Linked DNA regions of Homo sapiens: region 1 is linked to region 2. Evidence: chromatin loops called from intact Hi-C (ENCODE). Cell type or tissue: IMR-90. All regions are shown on one strand.

Region 1 (8,000 bases), 980 kb before region 2:
AGGCAAAAGAACATGCAAATAAAATAGTTTTAGAAGTCAGAATAGTGGTGACCATGGAATAGGGGTGGAATTGAGAAAGGGAAACAAAATACATAAGAATTGGAAAGATTAAAAGGTTTTGTTTTCATAGGGCTACTGTCAGGAGATGAATTGTGTCCTCCTAATATTCATAGGTTGACATCCTAAATCCAGAAGCTCAGAATGTGACTGTATTTGGAGATGGTGGTCTTAAAGAAGTATTTAGGATACAGTGAAGTGAAGTCCCGAGGTGGGCCTAATCCAATATGACTGTTGTCCTCGTGACAAGAGATTAGGTTACAGAAATGTACAGAAGAAAGACCAGCTGAAGACACAGGGAGAAGATGGACATCAACATGAGAGAGGCTTCAGAAGAAAACAACCCTGTGGACCCCTTGATCTTGGACTTTTAGCCTTCAGACTGTGAGAAAATAAATTGCTGGTGTTTAAGCCACCCAGAGTGGTACATTTTTATAGCGGCCCCAGGAAACAAATACAGCTACATGAAACTACTTTACTCATTATTTATGATTACTTATATAAAGCTCTGGTAATTAGGATAGAGGGTATTTGGTGTAGAAAGGGAAGATTCAGTAATGGAAGGGAAAAATGGACTCACCAAAATACCACTCCCATTTGAAAATGCCATTGAAAAGATATGATGTTGCCTAGCAAGGCAGGAAAGCATGGATGTTTAATAAAGTGGTTCACATTAATACACCATCCATATGGAGAAACAACAGAACTTCTATCTTAAATCACAAATTCAACTTCAGCTTTATTAAAGATCTAATTGTAAATGTCAAAAGCATAATAAAATATTTTAAAAATAATATGGAAGAATATCCTTACTCCTTTGGATAGGAAAGCATTTCTAATACATGGCAGCTCAAGAAGCATAAACCACAAAAGAAAAGAAGGAAATGTTTGAGAATATTAATGTTAAGAAATTCTGCTCCTTAATGTAGACCATAAATTAAATGGAAATAAAAGTCACACATTTACAAAAGATATTTTCATCCCATAAAACTGATATTTACTCTTCTTCTGAATAGATAAACATGCCAGTGAGTCTTTAACCACACACACACACACACACACACACACACACACACACACACACACGCACGCAATCACACAAAACACTTGAATTTTAGAGGAAAGGAAACAAAAGTGGTCAATAAACATACAAAAACTTGCACTGCTTCATTATTAATCAGGGAAATGCAAATTAAAACCACATGAGGCAATAGTTCATGCTCACAGATTGACAATTACTAGTGTTTCTGAATTATCAAGTGCATGAAAGGATTTGCAGCAATCACAACTGTTTACATATCACTGCTCTGAATCTACATCACACACACAACCTGAAAACAATTTGCCATTATCTAGCCACGCCGAAGAGGAACCAATCCTGTAAGCCAACCATTCCATTATTTCATGAATAGTTGTAAACATGCCCCCAGGAAACAGGTAGGAGAGTGTTTCTAAACACACCATGTGTCAAAAAATCTGACGATGAAAACAAGTAACAATAAAAACTGGTAATAATAGAATGAAAAATAATATTACAAGTTCATAAAATTGTAACACCACTGTGAAAATGAATGACTTATGTCTACATGTACTGACATTTTTTCAGTAAAATTTTGGTTCAACAAATAAAGCTACTGAAAAATAATTTTAATATGAATCAAATTATTTTCAGTTACAAACAAGCAAAAGAAAACTATATTTAGAAATACAAAATATAAAGTAAATACAATGAATAATTAGCGCAATGTGAACACCACTTCTTTTTCTAAGGAATAAAAATGTTTATTTTATGTAAAATCATCTAATTCTCACATAAAATTGTGTTATTGTTATTATTATAACAAAGTCAATAAGGTTATCTGTTTTACTGTTGTTCATGCTTCTAGCATGTAAGAGTGAGCATACGTGTGGACCACAGGCAAAAAGACGATCCCTATAAACAGGAATTTTGCCTCATTGTCCTGATTACCTGACAAGCATCTAGCAGGGTGCCCAGAAAAATAATATTTTTGAATGAATTGAATTATCTGAATAAATGAAAAGAACAAAAACAGAAAAAGTTCTGACATTACATTTCAATGATCTGCACGATTGTAAAGGAATCCTCCTAAGGCAGAAGAGACAAAGGGCTTCAAAGCTAATGACAATGATGTCTGTATTACCAAAATTGTTATCAGATTCTTGCAATGTTAATCTTTGGACAATTTACTTCATTATAGAACCTTATTCCTAGTCAACATTTAAAAAAAATTAAAAAATTAATATACCTTAGTGCTAAAATGACCATAACTTAGACAATTTAAATTTGTTTATATTTCAGAATATCATCATCATGAAATGGTTCTGATTATAGTTTATAAACATCAAGATGACATCTTAGTCAACTGGGCACACCAGGATTGTTGTCAATTGTTATTGTGCAAACTTTAAGAAATTTTACTAATGTTCTATAAAATATAGACTGTTCAATTATAAATGTATGAAAATACAACTATTATCTCCCAGTTTTTGAGCAATTACATAATGTTGAATGTGAATCTGTTTGTCACGTCCTGTAACAAGTTAAAGTTATCTTTTTGGTAATCAAACAATAAACATTTAAGACCGGGCGCGGTGGCTCACGCCTGTAATCCCAGCACTTTGGGAGACCAAGGCGGGAGGATCACGAGGTCAGGGGATCGAGACTATCCTGACTAACGCGGTGAAACCCCGTCTCTACTAAAAATACAAAAAATTAGCCAGGCGTGGTGGTGGGCACCTGTAGTCCCAGCTACTCGGGAGGCTGAGGCAGGAGAATGGCGTGAACCCGGGAGGCGGAGCTTGCAGTGAGCTGAGATCGCACCACTGCACTCCAGCCTGGGAGACAGAGCGAGACTCCGTCTAAAAAAAACAAAACGAAACGAAACAAAACATTTAAAAATGAAGAAAAAAAATCAACAATATAAAGATTTCCACCATATAAAGTTCTTAAGAGTAAATAATAAAAGTCCCCCTTCAGTGTCATTGTCCCACTTCCTTCTTTTTCTTCTGTTGGAAACAGCGTGCATCCCTCCAGACCTTTTACTGTCCATTTATGCTTAGAATTGGTAAATTCAAAAATACGATTGAGATACATATTTTTCGTTTAGATAAATATGATAATATCATAGATATGTTTCTAAAACTCACTGTAATTCTTCATTTGATGCATTTTGGAGATTGTCATTTGGTGTTATTTTATTAATCAACTCTATTCTATTTAATTTCAGCAAAGTGTCTTACCCACATTTGAGCTATCCTTCTACTGATGAATATGCTTGCTGTTTTTGTTGCACCATTAGCAAATGCTGCATAATATCCTTTTGTGTGTCTGTGTGTGCACCGAAGTTAATATTTCTGTAGGATCTCTCATGCAGATGTGTAATTGTTAAGCAAATTTTAATAAATACAATCAAATTGCTCTCCCAAAAAGCTTTTGCAATATTTGTTCTCAATATTTTGTCAACATTGTATATTATCAATCTGTTGGGTAAAACAAGATAATTTTTAGTTTTTCCATGCTTCTAGTGACTAGTGAGTACCAACATAATTTTACATGTTTAATAGACAACTGTGGATTTAGTAAATTGCCTCTTCATTTACTTTATTCAGTTTTTACTTTGGTTGGTTTTCTTTTCCCTTGTCTATTTGTGGGAACTATTTATAAGTTAAGAATGTTAATTTTTTTTCTTTTCTAAAAAACATGTTTATAGTCTAGCAGGTATCTTAAATAATATTAGTACAAATTGAATATTTTTAATTTAAACACTTTAATTATATAGCTATATATTTTCTACCACTCATTTTTATTGCCTGATACGGTGTTCTAGTCCCCTAGGGTGGGCAAGAAGAGAACTAAGGATATTGTAACAATGCTCCTGGACTGCCTTTGTGCTTAGAAAAGAGTAGAGGCTGTCAAGAAGTGTTTTTGACCAGAATCTGTCTATGAGGCAGCTCTGCTGTTGGGCAGCTCTGCTGTTCTAGTTGAAACTTGATCTATTTCTCTTTGTAATTACAACGGGTTCATGTTGAAGAGCCATCTTTTGTAGTATTATGTACACTTAAGTATCAGTATGCAGGTATGGATAATTCAACTATAATATATATATAGTTTTTATAGACATGCAAACTAATTAATGTTCCAAAATATAATTTCTATAGGAAATCCATTCTAAGTCACAAATAAACACATAATGAATATACAATTTGAATTTGTCTTAATCATTAGTTAAGATTTGGGGAGATGAATGCAAATTAAATTAATGCAGTATTTCATTTAAAACTAGCTTTGTTGGCTATATACTTTTTTAGAGTTTTTGTCTTTACAGGGACACTAAAGCTGCTTTAACTTTATATCACCATCTAGTGGCAGAGCATATACTTCTTAGAAGGAGACAGTAGAAGAAGACTGAAAATTAAAAGTAACCATGAAAGTTACAGAAATACAAATATCACATGTTCTCACTCATAAGAGGGTGTTACAAACGGTGTACAACTGGATGTAGAGAGTGTGATGATGGACCCCGGAGACTTGGAAGGGCACAAGTGAGAAGAAGTGGAAGCTGAGAAATTACTTACTGAATACAATGTACGTTATTCAGGTGAGGAATACCCTAAACTCCTGACGTGACCACCACATATGTAACAAAATTGCACTCCTTCCACAACAATTTATATAAATTTTTTAAAGTAGGGATTTTATGACGGCTTTATCATATTGGAAAAAAAGTTCTCCAAATATCAGGCATACACATATTCAGAAAATGAATTGAGGGTTAATTAGTTAGTTATACTTCTGATTTAAGTATGCATATTTGTTTCTATTAGTACAGAAATTCAAGAGAAAAATTATTTAAATTTATTCATTTTAATTTATATTATATTGAGTATCCCTTATACCACAAACTTTTACATTCAAAGGGCCATTTTGTTTTTATGGATATATTCTACAGAGCAGTTTAAAGCTGTTGCTATTTACTGCCTACCTGGCTTTGTAATTCTTTTGATGAGAATTTTTAAAACTATTATCTCTCATGAAGCCATATTATCTAGTGTTTTCTTTCCAATAATATTACTGGAAAAATATTAAGGGTACTAAATTAGGTGAATAAGTGGATTTTTAAGTATTAGGAAGAAAGAAAAAACTGAATTTTACTAATAATTCAATTTCTAGTATATCATTGAATGAAAAAATTGTTTTAAATACAGTCTTTTTTCATCAAATGTGGAGTTATTTTACAAGTGTCGTTCTTTGCTTGCTTCCAATTTCCTTTGTTAGCATATGCTGACTTCTCTGTTGTCTTTCACTAACCTAGCATTATCTTATGATAAACAGAGGAGAATTGCCTAAACACTTTTTTCTTTTAATTTTGGAGACTTTATCTGCAATATAAATAGTCTTTATGTTACAGTCGTCATGTCATCATTTTGTAGTTCTAGAAAGATTCTACTCCAGAGCTCCTGCGTTGCCATTCCTACAGGTATCTCTGTGCCTTTCTTTACTGAAGGGGAAAGGCATGCTTTTAAAATCACGCCGTAGAGATGTGCAACGTGGAAGTCCCGCATTTGATACTGTGGGCATGTCTTTGCCTTGCCTGTAGTGACCAGCAAGGTAGCGACAAGTCCTTTAGTAAAATCTTGTAACATGAAAAATTGGGCAGGTTTGGAAAGCCTTCTAAGAGTGACACCAAATTAACGAAGTAATGTATGCTATGATTCGCTAAAGATTCCTTGCTGAGATAGACACTTTGAGGTGAAGCTCAAACAGTTATTTTCAAAGTGAAATTTTATTAAATAGACCTAAGTTGCAATTATGCTAACATTATAATTATTCTAACTGCTAATTCACTTTCAAATATAAACACAATACAGTCATCTGTCAGAATTATATTCATAAATCATGGGACCCAGCAGGATCCACAGACAAATGTGCACTTTAATAGGAAAAAGTGCTGTGAAAGTAAAATAAGTTTCATGTTGCAGCCAGTAAATGCATTACAGCCTAAGTTCCAAGAGGAGGCTTGTCACAGCAAACTCATTATGTAGAAAGTATAAACGGACTTGGCATAATAACGGTATGAATTTGGAAGAAAAGTGAAATTATAAGGTATAATTATTGCCTTGTCCTATAGATTCTACAGAAAATGCATCGAGTCAAATCTATTCAGTAGTATTTCTCAGATGCTTAAATGCCTTGATAAAATATGTCAAGGTATTATTTAAATCGTTGTATTATTTTAATCATATGCGGTTTGGTAGGCCAAATAATATATAAACACAGGCAAAGTTAGGTTGCATGTTATTCACATTTATTTTTAATTTTCCTAATGAACTCTAATCTTTATAGTAATAGTATTTTGCATTCTTTCGTTAAATTAACACCAGGAGTATCAAAATGCAGCATTATCTGTAATATGGTTAATTGACAATTTATATGTATATAATATATATATATAACACATTAAAATATAAGTTTATTTAAAGGTATGTATTTAACTGTAAGATTAAACATCAATATTTTGTTATATATGCATAGGCATAAAATATGTGTTTACAAGTACATGGCTACATTAATTCATTTCAGAATGCATTTCTCTGTAATGGGATCCAGTGATAAATAGGACAAAGTTTCTGCCTCAAATAAACAGATAGTATAGATGATTTGACATTATGGTGATTGATAAAAAGAAGTTAAACAGGGCAATAAGCTATCTCATGGGGAAGGGAGGCCTCACATTTTGAAGGGAATTTCAAAGAATGTGTGGACCAATTGCAAAACACCAAGACTGTAACCAACCCTGCTAAAGACCTACACAGCAGCCACAGTTTTCAGTACAGTACGGTATTAGTCCATTCTCACATTGCTATAAAGAACTACCGAGAACTTAAAGTATAATAAAAAATAAATAAATAAAAATAAATAAATAAAAAAGAATTACCTGAGACTGGGTAATTTATAAAGAAAAGAGGTTTAATTGACTCACAGTTCTGCAGGCTATACAAGCAGCATAGCTGGAGAGGCCCAAGGAAACTTACAATCATGGCAGAAGGTGGAGTAGAAGGAGGCACGTCTTACGTGGCTGGAGAGGGAGAAAGAGGGTGACAGGGAAGGTGCCCCACACTTTTAAACAATCAGATCACTTGAGCTCTCATTCACTATCCTAAGAACAGCAAGTGGGAAGTCTGCCCCCATGATCCAATCACCTCCCACCAGACCCCTCCTCCGACACTGGGGATTAAAATTGGACAAAAGGTTTGGGTGGGGACGCAAATCCAAACCATATCAAGTACTTAAAGGACTTTCAGCTTCGTCTTTGTTTTTGGTCCCTAAATATTTACCCTTTTTTAAATGAGCTTAGTCATATATTCACACAATTAAAAATTAAAGTATTTATCTAGCATTTCTTATAATTTTAAGCAAGTAGTTTTGCTCTAACCCAACAGTCTAATATTTCCAGAAACAATATTTTAGTATACACTTCTCTTTACAAAATTTCCAAATGTCTTCTTTCTGTCTTTCATCTTCTGTCTTCTTTCTCTCTTTCTTTCTTGTTTTTTTTTTTTTTTTTTTTGAGACGGGGTCTCATTCAGTCTCCCAGGCTGAAGCTGTGGTGTGATCTTAGCTCACTGCAATCTCCGCCTCCCATGCTCAATCAATCCTCCCACCTCAGCCTCCCAAGTAGCTGGGATTACAGGAGCATGCCGCCATGTCTGGCTAATTTTTGTGTTTTTAGTAGAGACGGGGTTTTTCTATGCTGCCCAGGCTGGTCTCAAACTCCTGGCCTCAAGCAATCCAACCACCTCAGCCTCTCAAAGTCCTAGGTCCAAATGTATCTTTGAAGCTACACTCTTCAAATTTAATATGAAACTAAGAATAAAAGACAGCTATGATACAAAGTTATCCTCAATAAGATAGAACTTCTACT
Region 2 (8,000 bases):
TATAACACCAAGAGTAAACCCTGCCATAAACTATGGTAGGACCTTGTGTGATTATGACATGTCAACATTGTCCACTCTAGTGCAGGATATTAATAATGGGAGAGGTTATGGTTTTGTGGGGCAGAAGCTATATGGGAAATCTCTGTACCTTCCTCCCAGTTTTGCTGTGAACCTAAAACTGCCCTAAAAAGTACAGTCTATTTTTAGAAAAACTCAAATGATAGAAGCAGCATACTTTGTTATTTAAGATTTACCTCCCTTAGATTCTTTAGTATTCCTCTTCCTCTCAATACTGATAAAAATACTACAACATACTGTACCATGCAAAACATTTTTCCTTCAGCTTCTGAAAATTGGTAATCATTAGCCTGATACAAAGATCAAATAAATATACATTTCTTCATACTTTGCATTGCTGATCAGGCCCTTTGGCAAGCTCTATTTACACTTCAAAGACACAACTGGACTATTTCCTGTCTTCTCTTTCACAGGGTGGCACCATCACCTCATCAAAGTGCTCATGGACAGCTATGCTGAAAATAGTTCACACAGCAGGCCTCATACTGTCAATTCTTAGGAAGATCTGCTTGCCAGCCTGGCCCTTGGATGTGGTCTAGGCATTTGGATTTCAGGAGTGTTCTCACCCACCATTCCCTAACCAGTAAGGGTGGTCCCTGTACCTAAACAATTTGTACAGTGTGGTTAATGCTGAACATCCTCTTTGCTTCTGAGAGTCTGGAATTCTGCTAGTGCCAGGCAGAGACTGCCTATGTGACAAGCCCAGAGTAAAAACCCGGGGTGCTGAGTCTCTAATGAGCTCTCATTAGAGCTGTCTAATGATAGACAACATTTCACATGTCTGGTCACAACTCATTCTTGGAGGAATTAAGAGCACTTTGTGTTGACTCCATGGGGAAGGACTCTTAGCTTGCACTGGTTTCCTGCAGATTTCACCCCATGCCCTTTTTAACTTGGCTGACTTTGTTCTGTATCCTTTCACTGTCATAAATCTTAACCAATAATGCAACTATATCCTGAGTCCTGGGAGTCCTCCTAGTGAATCACTGAAATTAGGGAGCCAATGTCATCTATTTACATTTCCAAAAGAATAGAAAACAAAAGCTATACAGAAAAACCCACAGGCACTGTTACAAGTTCACCTTAAGTTTTCATTTACAAATCACTCTTTCAGTATTTCCTTCACTATTTACCCACATTCCCTCTTTCCTCTCATAAATCCAATTCAGATAGCAAAATACTTCTTCATCTAAACTTCTTTTTAACTTAATTTTAGTGGCAATACACAAAGAAGCAGGTAACAATATGTGCAAGTCTAGGGATCATACATTTTTCTTTGAAAAGAAATTAGATCCTTTTTAAAATTTTCCACATAGCCATGACTTGACAAAGTGGCAGAACACATAAAAATACAAAGAAAGGACACTTCCCAGTTCCTTGGAGGAGGAGTATGACAAAGTTCCAAGGAGAAGCAGTCAAATAAACCCATAAGGAAAAAAAGAAAGGACACAGATCCTTTTTATTCACTATCAGGTAGTGCTGAGAGGTCAAAAAGCCTTTCCCTAGACACAGCTTCTTACTGAGGGAGATAATGTCTAGAAGCATGAGCAATATTTTATGGAATTAGAGGACCTACGGTCCTCCTAACCACGCCAAAATAGAACATCCTCAGATCTGAAAGGACAACAGAGGAAGAAAAGTAGAGCAAAACTTAGTGTCCACTGGCCTGGGAGCTGAGCCCGCTGGAGACATGTCAGAACTCAAAGCTAAGAGACACGAGCTGTTGCCTCAAAATGGATGACTGCAGCACTGGCTGAGCTGGGAGATGTTGCTGGTCAGCCAATGAGGTGATGCTTATTTCTGAGCATTTACCACTGAGTCAGTTTGGAAATATTCCTCCCACTCTGTGACTTGAGAACCTAATCCCAGGCACCAAGAGTTAAATGGGTTCTTCTGGTTTGTTTTTAGTAACAGACACTGAAAAAAAATCAAAGGACCTTGTACCAAAGTTCATGGGACAGAGTTAAGAAAATAGAACTAAGGGATATTTTGTTCAGAGAAAATATCGTGACCAAGAGGTGGATGACATCAAATTGCCAGAACTCACTCTGAATACTTCACTGGGATTGTTCTGCCTGAAAACAAACACGAATCCTTTGATTATTTGCATTCCCTACATATTCAATTCTAGAGATCCTTTTAGCCAGTATAAGGCAAATTATTCTACACAACGCATTCCATACTTTCTAAAGAAATACATATGTATCTTTTAAAGGATGAAGATATACACTGATATATAGATATATCATAATGCATAATGTATAATTTAAATAGCTACTCATGACTTTTTCTATGAGTCTAAGATTTATTAAAATATGAATAAAGGGTTTATGTACACAAAAATAATTTGACAGAAAAATCTGGAACTGCAAAAGATGTGAAAGATGTTTTGCTCCACTCTCCTGGGTATCTATTTCTTTAGTGATACTGTACTTTCTTGGTCACTGTAGTTTCAGAGTGGTTAACATCTGCTAAGCCAGCCCCCTCTCAATTCATTTTCAAAACTTAAGACCTGGATGGTGATCACACAGGTGTTTTCTTTACAATTATCTGTCTTATGCATTTCTCTGTGTGTCATTTCACAATACAAAGATGTTTAATTACCAAAAAAAAGGAAAAGCAAGGGAACAATTAACACAACAGACAGAATGGTGGTTCCCTCTGGCAGGAAAAGAAGCAAATGAGAGCAGGTTGGGGACATGCAGGCTGCTTCAAAGTTTGTGGTACTGGTCTATTTCTATACTGTGGTGGCTACATGATTTTTTATTGTATTGTTTTTCTGTAGCCTGTATACATAGAAAAGATTATACTTTCTCATTAAAAATTTGAAACAAAATTTCTCAGCCATTTCATATGCATATGTGCATTTCCAAAGTGATTTTTTAGATGCTACTTTGCAAGTTTGATAATAAATTTCTATTGGGGTTTTTAATAGGATTGCAATGACTTGGTGGACTTAATTGGAGCATCCATAAAATCCCTTATTCAAAAATAGAATCCTGGAAATGTCCATACAGAATGACCAAATTCTGGCTCTATTAATAAATTATGTCATAGTTGAAGTTTTATCCTTTCCACTCAACCCTACTACCTCGGCCTGGACCCTCCCAGTAACCTGTCTGGACACTGCAACTGGTCACTTCATCCCCACCCCAGCTCCTCCTGGTGTGCCCTTCCTCAGAACATTCCAGAAATCCCTCATGCCACCCCTCCCCACTCATGCTTGTGCCTGGATTACCAAGCCTCTCTCTGTCCCTAACCCTATCAGGCAGGGATCACATGGAGGCAGGGCTTCCCTCTGTGTGGCCCATGTCCTGCATTCAATAACGGTTTGTTAATAGATGAACCCCAGAAGACCCAGCCTCATCCCTTTACTTCCTGCAGCTCCCTACAGCCTGCCTGGTTAGCGTCGAGCCAGGCTTCACAGGTCTCTCGGAGGATGAAGAGAGCAGAGAGCCACCTACATTCCACAGACGTGACGACAGAACATTTTATCCTTGATAGGGAGAAAGGCTTTTTTAAAAAATGGGGGCAAAGTGATTTATACCCAAACGCAATGACATAGCTGAAATTTACTAAATATACCACATGGTACCACAAGAGAGTTTCTCAAAAACTACAGAGGACATTCTATTTGTATAATACTTTTAAAAATGTTACAAAGACACTCTGATGGCAACAGCACCCTCTGCTGACTCCTAGTAGTGCAACCATGGGAAGTAGAAATATATTTGAGTCCACCTTGGAAATCCTACTTTGTCATCTTTTTACTGGGGGGAAAATCACAAAAGGCCAATTATTCCTAACTCAGTTTCCCATTCTCCCTCATTTAACTTAACCTCTTATGCGTTATAACAACCATATAACCATCAAGGGGTTTATTAACGTTAACACAAAATTGGCTTAAATGTTACTCCAGCAAGTCAACAGCCTACCCTGACCACACTTACAGTGCCAAAACTTTGGAAATACACTGACAGTCACACACACACACAAGAAGATACACTCTAAAAGCACATCATTTAAAAGGCAAAAATATACAGGAAGCATATTACAGGAAGCAGGACATACCCAGCTCTGGAGTCGCGCGGACCTGAGTGCAGACTGTGCCACCTACTAGCTTTACAGAACACAGACCTGACTCTCTACCACCTTCTGATTCCTCATCAATAACATGGGGAGGTGAAAGTACCCACAGCTCAGGCGTGCTGTGAAAAGGAAGTGAAATAACACGAAACATTTAGCAGAAACCTATAATGAGTGCTCAAAAATTTTCCCTATTATTATCGTATTCATCATTATTAAGGGCATATTTTAAGTATGAGGAATGCAAACATAAAAATTAATCAACGCTATGCTGTATTTGTTTGCAATAGTGAATGGCGAGCCCTCTTCTCTGAAGTTCTAGACAGTCCACTGAGACAGACCTAGCACCTAACAGGTCCTAACTCCTCAAGAATAGAGTGATGGGATAATTCTACATGCGTATGGATCCCAACATACAGAATTCTACATACATATTTCTTTTTTTTTTTTTTTGAGACAGGGTCTTGCTCTGTTGCCCAGGCTGGAGTGCAGGGTCACAATCATGTCTCACTGAACCCTGGAACTCTCGATCCTCCCACCCTCAGCCTCTCAAGTAGCTGAGACTACAGGTGCATGTAATCATGCCCAGCTAATTTTTGTATTTTTTTGTAGAGGCCGGGTTTCACCATGATGCCCAGGCTGGTCTGGAACTTCTGGGCTGAAGTGATCTGCCTGCCTCAGCCTTTCAAATTGCTAGGTACAAACATGAGCCACCACACCACATCACATAAAGGTAGGCCAGGGTGTGGTGGCTCATGCTTGTAATCCCGGCACTTTGAGATTCAGAATGTTAATATTCCCCTTGACGATTTTATGACCTGCGTATATACACATATATACACATATATATATATATGTGTATATACACACACACATGTTGTATAAACATCAAGGGGTCTATTAACATTATACACAGAGAGAGAGAGAGAGAAAGAGAAAGAAAAATGATTTTTTAATGGCAAATAATGTTATAAATGAATAAATTCTGTATAAAGACTGTACAGGAGTTCTCTGTACAATGTAAAATTATTTCAAAATAAACATTTTTAAAACTGAAAGTAATATAATTAGTGTCTTGGAAGCAATTTTTATAGAACAGTTGGTATTCTGCAAAAACTATGTCTTATAAGCCATCTCAGATGAGAAATGGCACAAGTTCCTGATGTTTGCCTTGTAATGAGAGGATGACATAGACACTAAGTACCTAAACACAAATTTCATTTTTATTTGTGTAGCCAAGTAACCTACCCTAGGTACAAAAGTAGAAAGTACTCTGCCAGACGTTGAATTTGTGAGGCTTTTTATTTCCAGAGAGAAGTACACAGTCATGTACTTTAGAAGGGGAACTCTGATGCCCTTCCTCTGGGTTGTAAGAGAAAAGGAATCAAGGCAGTGGTGGAAGACCAGCAGTGGCAGCTCTGGAACAGCACAGTGGCCTAGGAAATAGGCCCCACCAGCCTCCTGGGGCCTCCCCAGGCCCTGGGAGGCGGGATGAGGGCAGGGCTTCCCACTCCTGGTGGAGAGGCTCAGGCCCTCGCTGTCGCCTTGCTTTGGTCCCACAAGAAGGGCCAGCCTGCAGCTCTGCTCTGCAGCATCCTGAAGCTGCATCTTTTCCTCTAGAGGCAACAGAGAACTGCAAGAGCTTTGACCAAAAAGATCCTGGCCAATGCGGCTGAGAATCCTTTAGCTAAAGAAACAGAAAGAGCTTTAAGATAACAGGCCCAGAAGAGTCTATCTAAGAGCCCCTCAACTGCATGGCCTTTGGGAGCCACCCATTCTCTTTGTGATATTTATGTGCAAGCCTACTATGTGCCATGACAGTCCTGAACAAAATAAACCAAAATACTGCCCCATGGAAGTTACTTCTCTTAAACATATAAACTACCTAAATAAGTAAACTCAGTGTGATAGACAGTGCTATGAAGAAAAATTGAGGCAGGCAGGTGAGAAATGGGGAGAGTGAGGGCTTCTAGGTGTAGCAAAGTGGGTAAAGCCTCACTGAGAAGCTGTCAGTGAATCAGGCTCAGAGAGACATGACCCCCAGGACCCACGCTAAGATCTGGGGCAGTAACACTGCAGGCAGGAGGGGCACACCAAGAATGTGAGGCCACAGAAAGCCTGATACAGTCAAGGAACAGAGAGGAACTCACTAAAGCTGCAGCGGAGCTAGAGTGGGGAGGACAGAAAAGGATAAGGCCAGAGAGGGGATGGCAGCAGTGTGGGCTGAGGTGGGGGAGGCAGAGTGGGGACACACAGGGCTCTGTAACGGTTCACAAGGTTTAAAGGGGAAGGAGAGCTCTGAGGAGCAGCTGTGGCTGGGACCAGGCAGCCATCTCACCTCATCTCTGTGGAAATCGCATCTTGTTCCCCCATTTCCCAGGCCAGCTGCCCACAGTGGTGGCACCAGGTCAGGCTAGATGCCGAATTCAACACTCCATGAGGGCTGCAGCCATGGAGAGCAGAGACTCAGTTCTCCGCTAATACTGGCATAGAAGGCACAGCGTTTGTACCCTTGGTGTGCACTAGGGCACACTGGGGGCACCCTCAACAATGTACACAGTGTGTACTTAGTCAAAGGGATATCATAGTCTCCAGTGTTCATGAATATAACAGAGCTTCAAAATACACATGGCAAAAACTGATAAAACAGCAAAAAAGTACACAAATTCACTGTCAGAGTTGGAGATCTCAACACCTCTCTCTAACTGATAAAACAAGTAGGCAAAAAATATCAACTCTCTCAACCGGTATTACCTAATTAATATTTTCGAACACTCTACTCAACAACAGCAGAACACATTCTTCTCAAGTACACATGGAACATATACCAAAATAGATCATATTCTGGAACATACAACAAATTTCAGTCACTTTTTAAAAATTCAAGTAATACAAAGCATATTTCCTGACCACAATTGAGTTAAATTAGAACTCAGTAACAGAAAGATCTCTAGAAAATCCTCAGATATTTGGAAACTATATTACACACTTCTATCTAACCCATATATCAAAGAAGAAATAAAAAGGAAATTAGAAAGTATTTTAAAGTGAATGAAAATGAAATAAAACATATCAGATTTTGTGGGATGCCACTAAAGCAATACTTAGGTGGAAGTTCATAGCACCAAATGTCTCAATATGATAAAATGAAAGTTCTCAAATCAATAATTTCCACTTCTCCCTTTAGAAACTAGAAAAACAGAAAATTACAACATAAGCAGAAAAAAAGTAGAAAGAATAGAAATCAACATGCAAATCAATGAAATACAAAACAAAATAATACAGAAAAAAAGGCAATAAAACCAAAAGTTAGGTATCTGAGAAGATGAATAAAATTGATAAACTTCCAGCCACACTGATCAGGAAAAAAAAGAAATACAGAAATACATGAATTACCAATATCAGGAATCACATCATGTCACTAGATTCTATAGACATGAAAAAGATAATAAGGGACTATTACGAAGAACTTTATGCCAATAAAGTCAGCAACTTAGATAAAATGGACAAATTCCTTAAAAGACAAAAAATACCACAGCTGACTCAAGAAGAAATGGATAACCTAAATAGCTCCATCTCTTTGAAAGAAAAGGAAACTGTAGTTAAAAGTCTTCTCATAAAGAAAGGTCCAGGCTTGGATGAATTCTACCAAACAAGGAAGAAATACTACCAATTCTATGCAAAATCCTCCAAAAAATCCAAGAGGAAAGAATACTTCCCAATTCATTCTATGAGACCAAAACCTCACAAAGAAATCACAAAACAGCTGGAAGATAAAACGAAAGAGAAGTAACAAGAATTAAATACTTCATAAATATCTTAACAAGAAATGTGCA

What was found. A loop is a pair of places that touch in the nucleus more often than their neighbours do. Peaks named below come from ENCODE experiments on the same cell type or tissue, not always from the same donor. Only the 100,000 strongest peaks of a DNase experiment are listed, where the experiment ranks them.
Region 1: a loop joins it to region 2, with 3 times the contacts of the local background. A loop is called at or near these places in 2 of 110 quality-filtered maps.

The regions. Positions count from the first base shown.
Region 1 is chr18:73,131,889-73,139,888 of GRCh38, forward strand. No RefSeq gene overlaps it. Among named protein-coding and RNA genes, the nearest start is that of LINC02864, 130 kb to the right of the region's middle. In IMR-90, a CTCF peak has its summit at 4,443 (motif pointing left); no DNase peak of the experiment used is centred here.
Region 2 is chr18:74,113,408-74,121,407 of GRCh38, forward strand. The region is part of intron 8 of FBXO15 (F-box protein 15); the gene reads right to left. Among named protein-coding and RNA genes, the nearest start is that of FBXO15, 30 kb to the right of the region's middle. In IMR-90, a CTCF peak has its summit at 3,767 (motif pointing left); DNase peaks (open chromatin) are centred at 1,864 and 3,764; H3K27ac peaks cover 833 bases.